Regions from separate parts of the Homo sapiens genome. Here all the other regions are linked to region 1. A link is a loop called in an ENCODE intact Hi-C map of the cell type or tissue named here. Cell type or tissue: endothelial cell of umbilical vein. All regions are shown on one strand. Region 1 overlaps GMDS (GDP-mannose 4,6-dehydratase). Region 2 overlaps GMDS (GDP-mannose 4,6-dehydratase). Region 3 overlaps GMDS (GDP-mannose 4,6-dehydratase).

The links. Peaks named below come from ENCODE experiments on the same cell type or tissue, not always from the same donor. Only the 100,000 strongest peaks of a DNase experiment are listed, where the experiment ranks them.
Region 2: it touches region 1 in a loop (4-fold over the local background); 9 of 110 quality-filtered maps call a loop at or near these places.
Region 3: a loop joins it to region 1, with 6 times the contacts of the local background. A loop is called at or near these places in 5 of 110 quality-filtered maps.

The regions. Positions count from the first base shown.
Region 1 is chr6:2,102,220-2,106,219 of GRCh38, forward strand. All of the region lies in intron 4 of GMDS (GDP-mannose 4,6-dehydratase), which reads right to left. Among named protein-coding and RNA genes, the nearest start is that of GMDS, 140 kb to the right of the region's middle. In endothelial cell of umbilical vein, a CTCF peak has its summit at 2,261; DNase peaks (open chromatin) are centred at 332, 982, 1,832 and 2,152; H3K27ac peaks cover 643 bases.
Region 2 is chr6:1,894,360-1,898,359 of GRCh38, forward strand. The region is part of intron 7 of GMDS (GDP-mannose 4,6-dehydratase); the gene reads right to left. Among named protein-coding and RNA genes, the nearest start is that of FOXC1, 290 kb to the left of the region's middle. In endothelial cell of umbilical vein, no CTCF peak of the experiment used is centred here; a DNase peak (open chromatin) is centred at 1,632.
Region 3 is chr6:1,784,665-1,788,664 of GRCh38, forward strand. All of the region lies in intron 7 of GMDS (GDP-mannose 4,6-dehydratase), which reads right to left. Among named protein-coding and RNA genes, the nearest start is that of FOXC1, 180 kb to the left of the region's middle. RefSeq lists an enhancer at 2,121-2,190. In endothelial cell of umbilical vein, no CTCF peak of the experiment used is centred here; DNase peaks (open chromatin) are centred at 107, 2,327, 2,787 and 3,467; H3K27ac peaks cover 2,580 bases.

The DNA of each region.
Region 1 (4,000 bases):
GGGCATCAAAAACTATAAAGTGTATCATTTTTAAAAGCCCATTTAAAAATTATAAGCAAATTGAAAAAAATGTTATTAATTATCCAACATTTAATTATTCATGCAAAATATTTATAAAATATTGTCAAGGAAAATAAATGTTCTAGTGCTAATATGAAGAAAATTAATATGCTGGTTTTTAAAAAAAGTTTTAAAACAATATTCTTCAGTTAGTAAGCAACACAAATCACTTAGATTTGCCTGCTTGAGACACGATTCTTTTGAAACCAAGCAATTGAAGGAAATGGTGTTGCAATACTGTCCGTTTAATGAAAACCGTGGCAGTGAAAAGGTCACATAAATAATCTGCACGATGTTATTGCATTAAGAAAGTCACAGTCTAAATCTAATGCCTGCCAAAGAGGGGCTAAAAGTGTAAAAGAAAAAGTACGCAGTCACCTGCAAAACATATTATATTCTGATTAAAAGCTGTTTTTAAACAACCTTTTAATCTAAAACCCATTTGCTATCTCAAAAATGACCTATAAAGAAATGTTTATGTAATTGTGACTAATTCAATTATCTTACACCCTGGTTTTAAGAAATATATGATAATGAAAGTTCAACTTATAAAATTCCATTTAATTAAATTAAAAATTCACAAAATTGCAAGATTATGTGTTTAGACATCAGAATTTTCTTTGTCCTTGTTTTCAAACCGCCTACACTACTAAAAATATTAGGGTAACACAGATAATATCTGTGCATACAAACTGAAGTTAACACAGTAGACTGCTTAAAACAGAAAAACTACATACATATCTTCTTTTTCTACTGATATGACAGAGTATAACCAATTAATCATTAATAAGTAACAAGCAACAGCCAGAATATGTTTAATGCTTCATTAAAACAACATTGAGGCCCATTACAGTACACAGCGTACGATGCTGGAAACCACCTTATACCCTCGCAAACCGCATTCCCTTCTAACCTCATTTGGGGGAAGCAGCTAGAGGATGAATGGCAATATGCTCTCAAGTAAGCTTTTATTAAGTATGAGAAATAAATTATATTAAGTGTTATTTTTTGAACTCAGAAATGAGGGAAGGGGTTGTTAAGATATCAAATTTACTAAGAAAATAATTATGTCAGAAATAACGTTGCTGTCACAAGAGAGACTTGCCAGATACTGCTTTTAAGCACGTTGTTATACACACCTTTAGAATAAATTTTGTGACCCAGAGATTAGTCTGTGGTACTAAAATTCCTGAGAGTAGACCAGAAAAAAAATAGAGGGTAGGAGAAATGTTTTCCTAAACAATGTTAGCATTACTCTAGTGGCATTAAGAAGCCCTTATTTCGTTTATAATTAGTAAGATACTGAGGTGATGGGATTGTTAAGGACATGTTACAAATTGCTTTTCTACAACTCACTTCCGAATCTCAGTTTCTACTAAATATGATTCTACTTCATTAGATCCTCATGACTGTGATCTCACCAAATGCAATTCTAAAACTTGAAAATTACCTTGGAAATTTGTGAGAAGCCACAGAAAGGTCCTCGGAAGCACACACATATTAAATATTAATTATAATGATGACTGTCATCTTTTATAGTGATTATGTCATTATTTAGGAATGTTAATTAAGACATAAAATGACTTGTTAATAGCAAATGCATTCTTAAGCAATATATTTGTGCTTGTGCACTTAACAGCAAACCCAGTATGGGGACTGAACCATAATAGACTACAGTTCTATTTTCTAAAATGCTGACATTTGAGCAAACGTTCCCAGGGAATGTTTGCCTGATTCGTGGACTGACATTTCCTCTTTGTAACTTGCTTAACTAAAGAGGAGACATGCAGGCCAAACTCCACAGTGCCCGCAGGCAGCAGGCTATTGCTTGCCGCTGCAACTTGTGCGTGGTTTCTCTTTTACTTCCCTCTGGCCCTACTGCCCCTCAGCCCTTCACTGTCTCTTTATTTTGACATGCATATTATCTTAGCTGATTTCAATCATCTTACAGGAGTGGATGACATACCTTAAAAGATTAAGCTTCCCCACCTGGGATTTGTCCAGAAATTCAGTGTATTACAGCTTCTCAGAGCCTTCTTCGTTCTCCTATATTCTTGTGTTATCAATAGTAGCTTTCTTTCTTATTTTATGTTTAAGTATGAGACACAGGCAGCTATGCTGATGGAGTCAGTTTGTACTGTCACTCATCTTTCACTACAACTGCAAGGTTCACTTCCTTTGTCTAATTCTTTGCTGCCATCTATGTGTATAAAAGAGCACAACATTCTTAAACACACCAGAAACTTCCTCAGTTTCAAAAACAATCATGTCTCTAATCTAGAGGGATGAAGAAGGAAGCTTTAGGGATAATTTGCTTCCCTACACAAACGTAAAGCTTATTGGAAATTTCCATTTCTTTCTCTGTGAAGCAAATTTATAAAACTGAAAAATGACTGAAGTTACATTATTTAACATAATATTATTGAACATAACCAATAGATTTTTTCCATTATTGCTGCTGATAAATTTTAATTTGGCAAATTTGATGAACTTATGCTTGAAAAACAAAAGTTGAAATTTTAAGTCACTTAAGTAAATAATTCCAATAAGATAAATTAATTTTTGCTAAATTGCAATCTAAATATCTTGCCAAATGATAGAGTGAAATGATCACTAAACCTAACCGGGTGCGGTGGCTCACGCCTATAATCCCAGCACTTTGGGAGGCTGAGGCGGGCAGATCACAAAGTCAGGAGATCGAGACCATCCTGGCTAACATGGTGAAACCCCGTCTCTACCAAAAACACAAAAAATTAGCCAGGTGTGGTGGCAGGCACCTGTAGTCCCAGCGACTCGGGAGGCTGAGGCTGGAGAATGGCGTGAACCCGGGAGGCGGAGCTTGCAGTGAGCGGAGATCACGCCACTGCACTCCAGCCTGGGTGACAGAGCGAGACTCCGTCTCAAAAAAAAAAAAAAAAAAAAAAAGAAATGATCACTAAACCAAAACACTTTCCTAATATTTAATATAAAGCAAATGCAAAGCAAACAGATGAAAAAATTATTTACACACATTATGTAAACAACCAATAACTCAAATATTGTGACATAATAATCGACTAACTTCTGTCAAATATTCAAACACTTCTTCTCTAGGGAAGATGGAGAAATGTATCAGACCACACTAAAGAGCCTCTCAGCCTCCCCTTTAGGACTGACCATACTGGCTCTGAATTGTCCTAAGATAAGTTAGTGTCAAACAAACAAATAGAAAGGCACTCTAGTGTGAGCCATATGGGAATGTTACAACAAACAAAAAAACCCTGTCCCCTACACCATGTAACAATTAATCCATGCACTCAGGGTAAAGACTGGTTATTTACCATCAGTACTAATAATGTGGGTTGACAGTCTTGAAGAATGTCCTAAAAGGTTTATTTTGTCAATACCACTAATTTCTAAAAGACTTTACTGTTATATACTAAAAAAATAAAAACCTGGCACCAATGAAATATATGGAATGGGAGTAGAAAAGAAACTCAGGAACAGGTTTTTTTACCCTGATATACCAAACAGCATAAGAAGTGCGAAACTGCTGCCTCTTCTCTATCAGCTCCCATTTAGAATAACTGCATAATTGCTATCAACACAATACTCCTCTTCTCTGGCAAACATTTCACTTTAATTATCAACACTAGAACCGTACACAAGTTGAGCTAACCTTTCAGGGTGCAACATTTTCTAAAGAATCAGTCTCTTAACGATAAACTGTTAACGGAGCTGTAACATGCCAAACCAAGGCTTGATGTGCGGTTTCTTATAAATAAAGCAAATCTAAATTCGCTGTGGATTACACTTTAAATTAACATTTCCAAACTAGGAACATACTCTGCCATTTTTCAAAGAGTAAAAGTGATACCTACTAATCACTCATCTTCGATCTTAGACATTTTTCAAAAAATAGAAATCTGATACATTCAAACCATTTTCATATGATTTATTT
Region 2 (4,000 bases), 210 kb before region 1:
GGTATTTATTTTATGTTTTATATTATAGGGGTATTTATTAGGACAGTGTTATGGAAAATTATTCCTTCCTTAAGTAACCACCTAATTTTAATATTAAAACATTTCATAATATTAAAACATTAAGAGAACAATAATGAATACTGGTATTAAATATCTTAAATGCTGTTTAGTGCTTTCTTTACAGTTTCAAAGTGAGAGCACCCGTTTATCTCATTTTCACCTAAATGTGTCTTATTACATAGAGAGTGAGATGTTATACCTATTTTTTAATTTCCACAATCAGATATCCAGTAAGGGAATAAATGTAAATCAAGTACCACAGGATATTTTGTCAAAAGCATTATAGAGAAATGGGATGGTAATACAATCATTTTTTTAAAAAATTCTGTTTTATACAAAAGACTGAGCTCCATGGAGTTTGGAGGTTAAATCTAAAAGTACTCTTAGGTATGGCCCCATTGTCTATAGACACTAAGATTAAAGCAACAGACATTTAGGAAATAGTTATTAGTTGAGGTACGGGATTTTACTTTATTACCTACTGAAAATCTTACCCTCAAAAATCACATCCCCTCAAAGTAAATTCCAGACAAAAGATGTTCTTTTTCCCCCTTTAGGGTCTACAATTTATCAACCGGTTGGATATCTTCTAGAATTACTTTATATTCCTTCCCATTTGAACACAGCACACTCTGAACCTGTTCAAAGGTCAGACAGGATTTAAGAGTCCTTATAAGGCATTGTTGTGGCAGGAGTTGGCACTTGGACTAACTTTATCCGATGGGCAACGAGTTTGGGGAGTGCCTGAGGGTGTGGTACCTGGCTTGCTTGCCCTTCATGATTTTTGATGACTGCCCAGCTAAACCTGCCTTCCGTCCACCATTTACTCATGATGTGACTCAGAACACTAGGGTTTCTTGGAAAGATGAACCGTTTCTCCGCTGCATTTTCTTTTAAACCTTTGTGTTATCTTCCTCTGGTCAAAATGAACTATAGTAAGCTTAACAAAACACTGCCAAGCTATCATGTGTAGTGGGGTCAGCCAAAAAACAGACTTCAGCTATGCATTGCCCACTAAGGTAACCAGTGACCACATATGACCATTTAAGATAATATCAATTAAAATGATACAATTAAAAACTGAGCTCTTCATGTGCATAGGCCACACTCAAGTGCTCAATACACATGTGTGGCCAGGGATACTGTATTGAACAGCACTGATAAAGAACATTTCTATCACTAAAGAATCTTTTATTGAACAGACGTGCTTTACATGATTATTCTTCCCACCTTCTATGTAAACTCTGGTCATTATCAAATAGAAATGTGTAACAAAATGAACATGCACGCCAGTTATGCCCTGTCAGTTTGAAACTAGTATCCTGCCCAATAGGTTTTGTACATAGTTCTCAGTTTACTCACCACTTGGCCCCTCTCTTTGTTTCTAACCAGAACCACCAGATACAGAGACAGATCCAGAGCTGACCTAAGTTTAAAACATAAAGCGGTGAAATATGCCATCAGCTTCTTCTCCTACTCCTTTCTTTCCCTATCCATTCTTCTACTCAACTATTACTTACCGAGCCACAGTGCAGGCACTGAAGCTACAAAGCTGAGTGATTCATCGTTCCTGACCTCCAGGAGCACAATCTAATGAAGAATATGGAAAAGGAAAAAGAGGAATTTCCTAAGGGCTCCAATAAAGGCACAAGCAGATTGGGGGAGCAGAGAGCTTGGCTTGAGGATGATTATGTAAGGGCTGGAGCTAAGGCAGAGTTTCTCAAACTTGGCACTACTGGCCTTTTAGCTTGGACCATTCATTGTTGCCCTGTGTATCGGAGGATGTTCAGCAGCATCCTCGGCCTCAACCCATTAGATATGTGCACTCCCCCTAAAAACTGTCGCCAGACATTGGAAACGTTCCCTGGGGGCAAGATTGCTGCCTTTAGAGAAGCACTGAGCTAAGGCCTTTGGGACATGTTTGTTTATTTACTCCATAACATTCTTGAGGAACTTACTGCAAACAAGTGGTGAGAATAACAAGAGGGAAGGACAAAGTCCTCACACGAAGGACCTCAAAGTCTGGCGGGAACTAGAGTGGACAAATGGGCAAAGGAGAAGGTGACTTCAGAACGTGGGGAAAGCATGTAAGAAAGTATAGACGACTGACAAATCCGGGGAATCTGACAGCGGGGAAGGGGGCTCGGTGCTGGGAGGAGAGGGGGTGTCAGGTGAGGGCCATGTGAGGCAGGACCCATGTGAGGCGGGAGCAGAGTCAGATCATGAAGGTGTTGGTGTGCTGCAGGGGTTGTATCAAAGTTAGATTTCATCGTGAAGAAATCTGAACAAAGGAATACATGGGCAGGATTACCTTCTGGATGGTGGTGTAGACTCTGTCCCATCAAAGTGTGATTGACAAACACAAGTGCCATCAAGCGTCTACACTGCAGACAGACTGACTGGGAGTCTTTTTCCGGTTAAGATAACAAGGTTACAAATCACAGGTGATATAATAGGGATGAACAGGGAGACAGGGATTTGACTGATGTCTCTGGGAAGGACAGGGCTCACTGTTGGTGTTGTAGGGAAGACGAGGGCAGGACTCTAGGCTGATTTCCCAGTTTTGGGGCAAAGACAACAATGTACATGGAGCTCATATCAACAAAGGTGGGAGATTCGGGAGGAGCAGCAGGTGAACAAAGAGGTCTGGACAAGGGAGGCGAAGGCTGCTTAGCTGGTTAGGGCTGCTGTACCTGCTGCACCACAGACTGGAAATCCAAGATCAAGACGCCACAGGTTTGGTTTCTCCTGAAGCCTCATCTTGGCTGCCTGATGGCTGCCTTTTCCCTGTGTCCTCACATGGCCTTTCCTCAGTGTGCACGTACTCCTGGGGTCTCTTCCTCTTCTCATGAGGACACCAGTCCTATTGGATAGGTCCCTACCCTAATGGTCATTTTAAATTAATCACCTGTTTAAATAACTTATCTCCAAATACGGTCACATTCTGAGGTACTGGGGGTTAGCATTTCAACATCTGAATTTTGGTTGGGGTTAGGTGGCAAAATTCAGCCCATAGCAGAGGCTGAGGATGGCATCCTGGAAAGGGAGCTTAATGTGGGGTTGAGAGCATGGTTAAATTGCGTGGAGTCCAGGTTCTGTCTCCTCTAGCTTTGGGACCTGGACAAATTGTATATCTTGCCAATATTTAAGGGACAATCTGAAGAAACAAAGTTTGTAATAAAGACTGAAAATGAGTGGCCAAGAATGTTCTTTACCTCAAACATTTATCAGTTCTCTGAGTTGGGAGCATCTCATTTCTCTTTTAGCTACTTTGAAATACACGATAAATTATTCTTAACAATAGTTATTCTACTGTGCAATCAAACACTAGAACTTATTTCTTCTAGCTACCTCTATGTACGTACTCATTAACCAACCTCTTTTCATCCCTCGACATGACCTGTCCAATGCTGAATGATCCCTAGACAGCCTTTCATGCAAAAGAAGCTCCTGATAACTGAGGTTATCTAATGAGTCCCACAGGCTGGATCTACTCCACGGCCACCCTTGCCATCCTGGACACCTATCCTGGCCACCCTTGCCATCCTGGACACCTACCCTGGCCTCCCTTGCCATCCTGGACACCTACCCTGGCCTCCCTTGCCATCCTGGACACCTACCCTGGCCTCCCTTGCCATCCTGGACACCTACCCTGGCCTCCCTTGCCATCCTGGACACCTATCCTGGCCTCCCTTGCCATCCTGGACACCTACCCTGGCCTCCCTTGCCATCCTGGACACCTACCCTGGCCTCCCTTACCCTCTTCTGCTCAGGGTTCTCCACTGGGTGGCAAATCCCACCCCGGAAGAGACCCTGGAGGCCTTTCCCCTGGCTTCAGGCCATCATAAAACTTACTAAATTTTGCTAAAGAAAATCACCTTCTAAATAAAATTATTTGGCAATTTAAAAATCAGAATTGCAAGATACCTTAGAAACTGCC
Region 3 (4,000 bases), 320 kb before region 1:
TATGCCACTTCTTCTAGAGACTGCAGAAAAGAATAAAACCATTTTCCCATGCTTCACAGTGTGGCTGGCTCATGCTTCTTTTGGATGGAACACTGAACTAAGGCTGACCACCCAGCAGCAAGCTTCCTTCCTTTGCTTATGTGTAAAGTGCACTGATGTCATTCTCCAAGCTACAACTGTTATGCCTTTGCGGATCTGACTGAGGGAGCACTGCAGAACACCAACAATTGCACAATTAATTGAACTACTGCACAATTAGTTTTGAACATTACTATTCATAAAATATGAAGAAAAAGTTACTTAGAGAATTTTCAAGAATAGTTCTGATGCAGAAACAATCTGTGCTATAACAAATTTTTCTCAAAGAAAGGATAAAAGGTGGCTTTTTAGTCTAACAGGGCAAGAATCAACATAAAACTGCTGGATAAAGCTATAGTAACACCTCAAAGTCTAAGAAGTTGACCCATTATTTTCTAACAGAGAGTTATATTACCTAAACAGGGTTATGTATATAATTCATGAAGCTCTTTGTCTTGCTATAACAAATCTAGGTGGTTAGTAATTGAAAAACAAAATAAAAACGTGTTTTTATTTGTGCTCTTAATAAATCTTCAGCATGGAATGTAAAAAATAAAAAAGAGCTCTAGATGGTAGGTCAAGAAAAATTCTAACAAGTAGCAAGAACAAATTGCCTTAAAACTTGGTAGCTTAAGACCACCATTTCCTATGGTCATGAATTCTTTGGGCCCGCAATTTGGACAGAGGTGTTGTCTGGGGCCTGAGCTGGGAGATTCCACAGCTGGCAGCTGTACTTGTTGGAAAGGCCGTTCACTCCTATGTCTGGAGGTCAGTGCTGACCTCCAGGCCCTTCTACGCAGCCCTCGCCACGTGGGCCCCCTTGGGCATCCTCCCAGGACAATGACTAGATCCCACGAGAGCAAGTCAGGTGGGGCAGTGTTGCCTGCCACGACCTGCCTCAGCACCAGCCCTGTCTTCTCTTCATCTGGGCAGCCATGACCATCCTGCCCAGCATCCTCGGCAGGGAAGGAGGCTCCATCTCCTGATGGGGGTAGCAAGGCTCTGGAAGAGCATGTGGGACTCCAATGTGGTCGTATTTAGAGCATAATCTGCCATAGTGGCTTGGTAGAGCTCATCTCTGTGAGCTTCAGCAGTGCTCATTTTCTGCGCACCATTCAGCACCCTCTTACTCCCAAGAAGGGATGACATTTCCTTTGTGAAAAATGCTCCTGGAAATAAATTCCAATGCAAGTGCTGATGGAGGAGGAGAAGAGGCTCAGCAGAGATGGTTCTTAGTCAGAAATCTGAAATATTAAGGAGTGAGATGTTAAATATGACAGCGGTAAAGGAAAAAAAAATTCACGTAAAACCAGCGTGCTGCTGCTTCAGCGTGATATTCCAGTGCCGTCCGAGAATTTGGAGACGGTGAAGGTCTTGGAAAGTCTTTCTAGTGAAGCTCAAGGTCATATAATCTATGCAGAATGATGTGATTTTAATAACTCCATGAAAATGTTTTATCATTTACAGTTCAATTCAGTTCATCACCAAAATTCATTAAATTGCAGCCATCAATGAGGTTGATAACTGTGATCCAGAAAGATGGAAATGCAATGCCTCAGTAAAAAGCATCCAGGAGGTCTAGAGCCTCGGCTGAGGGAAGCAGCACAGGAAGCAGGGTTGGCTATGGGCAAGCACCAGTAAGAACCAAGGCCAGCAGGCCAGGGAAAGAGTGGGACTCCAGTCTCTGGGAATAGGATGCAAAGACTTAAGACAAGCCCCTCGCACAGCCTGAGCAAGCATAGCAGAGGCTTCATGGGCAGGAGGGGACCTCAGCATCCCAGGCTGGGGCCACACACTGGGGCCAAATGAACTGAACTCTGGCCCTGAGTTTGTGATGGTTCAGGCACTACCTGGAGTGGCGCTGGGCAGTCTCCTCCCTACAGACTGAGCACAACAGAGGCCTGAAAAAGTCTCTGGGCCTGGAAGCTCGAAGCAATGCTGCCCACACTCCCAGGAGCCTGGTTTTGGTTATGAGAGCAGGAGCTGTGGCATCTCCTAAATGAGACAGTTGTATAGCGAAATTATTAAAATCAAGGAAATCTGTCAGTAATTTGTGGTTTTTTTTTTTATCACTGCAGTAAGTTGAAAACTATGATTACAGTGGAAAAGAAAAGAACAAAAGAATGACTACCAGTTACTCAAAATGTACAACGGAAGTGAGTGAGCTGACTGCAGGATTGTGACCATGAGCCACCTCACACGTACCTACAGCCTCGCGCCACTCTGCCAGCGCGTACCCACAGCCAAGGGCCCATCAGCAAGCTCAGCCCCGCAGCCACTCATGACTCTCCAGACTCATCTGTGTCAAAACAAAACTAAAGTTTCCCACTTAATAAAAGCGAAAGGCTAATAGACTTGAACATTTACTGCATGTTTTTGGGTATGCCTTAATCTCTCCCCTGGCTAAGCTGCCATCATATAAATCAGAGTCATGAGTTATCATTGTTCTAGTAGCAATAAAAATAATAATAAAAGCACTGTGAGGTCAGAAAATGTCAAGACCAGTCAGAAAAATGAGCGAGACATAAAACAAAGTATAAAGGACCAGCTAGGATTGGAAAAATTCAGGTACTGTACCTCCAAGTGTACTACAGCAGGAGGTAGCTGCCACTGCTGTTTTATTTAATGAGTCTCCACATAAATCCCAGCTGCTAACCATGTGATAAGTCCATCTCAGAACACGAGAGGCCCCATTCACTATCGGTGTTCAGGCCTGGCTGCCATTAATGGGAATTTCACTTACAGTAAGGGAAAAAACAGATCTTGAAATGTTCTGTTGGATCTAAATTGTTAGCTTTTTAATTTTAGTATCAATTGGTTTGACTCTTTTTTAAACAACAAAATTAATATGCAAAGTCTCTTCATCTAAATACATGAAAAAGGAGAGCGAACAAGTCCTGGATACTTGAAACATTTTTAATGTGAAGAAGGTATAAAAACATTTTCCTGGACACCAAAGACAGAATTCAGACTGCAGAGTAGAAACAAAGCCCACATCAATTTCATAAGCTGCCTGAAATGCGTAAATACAGAAAAGAGGGGATTTTGTTTGGAATATTTTTTGTGGGACACACACACTTTTGTAAACTTTTTAACCCTAAGGTTTTGCTGGCAAATGCATCATTTTTCAAAGAGGAGTGTGTACAGGACTGAAATGTGGACCTCCGCCTGGTGCTGGAGGTGCGGCTAGTGGGAGGTGGCATGGGAGAGTGTGGAGAAGGCAACCCGAGACAGGCAGACTGGGAGCCCAGACCTGCCACTGCCCACCGTGCAGCCTTGGCAGGTTGCTCACCCTTGCTCTCAGTCGCCCAGATGTCAAATTGGAATATTAACATGTGGAGGTTAGACAGGCAATGAGGAAAGGCTTGGCAAGCAAGCCAGAAACAGGCACAGAGAGGAAACCATGAGTCACAAGTAAGGGAGACAGAGGCAAAGACTGGGAGCCGACCAAGGCCACAGTCGGGAGGGCGATCCAGAGTTCAGACCAGGGAGGTGGAGGAACAGGCAGGCTTAAAGAATGCAGGGCAGAATTGCACAGGTAAAGGATGTCTTACGCGTACTGTGTACTCCAATAGATTCTTCAATTTCTTCAAAATTAAAAAGCAATGGGACAAGAGTTAAAGGGAGGCAGTAGCACATGAATGGCTTAATTCTGGGGGCATTTTGTTGGTTCCTAAGAGGTATGCATCAATTCATTCACAGGCTTTACTATCCTGGGGTTTCCTGGCAGAAATGTCTGGGAAGATCTGCCTGGAAATAGTTACAAGAAAGAGGTAGTTTCTGATATTACACTAGCAATGGAAGGGGAACAATAAGACCTGCAGGTGATGACTTCATTACTTCAGGTAAGAGAAAAAGAGCTTCTGTCAGAATTCTCCTTTTTCACAAACCTCTAATTTAGGGCTAACCTTCAATCTAGTCA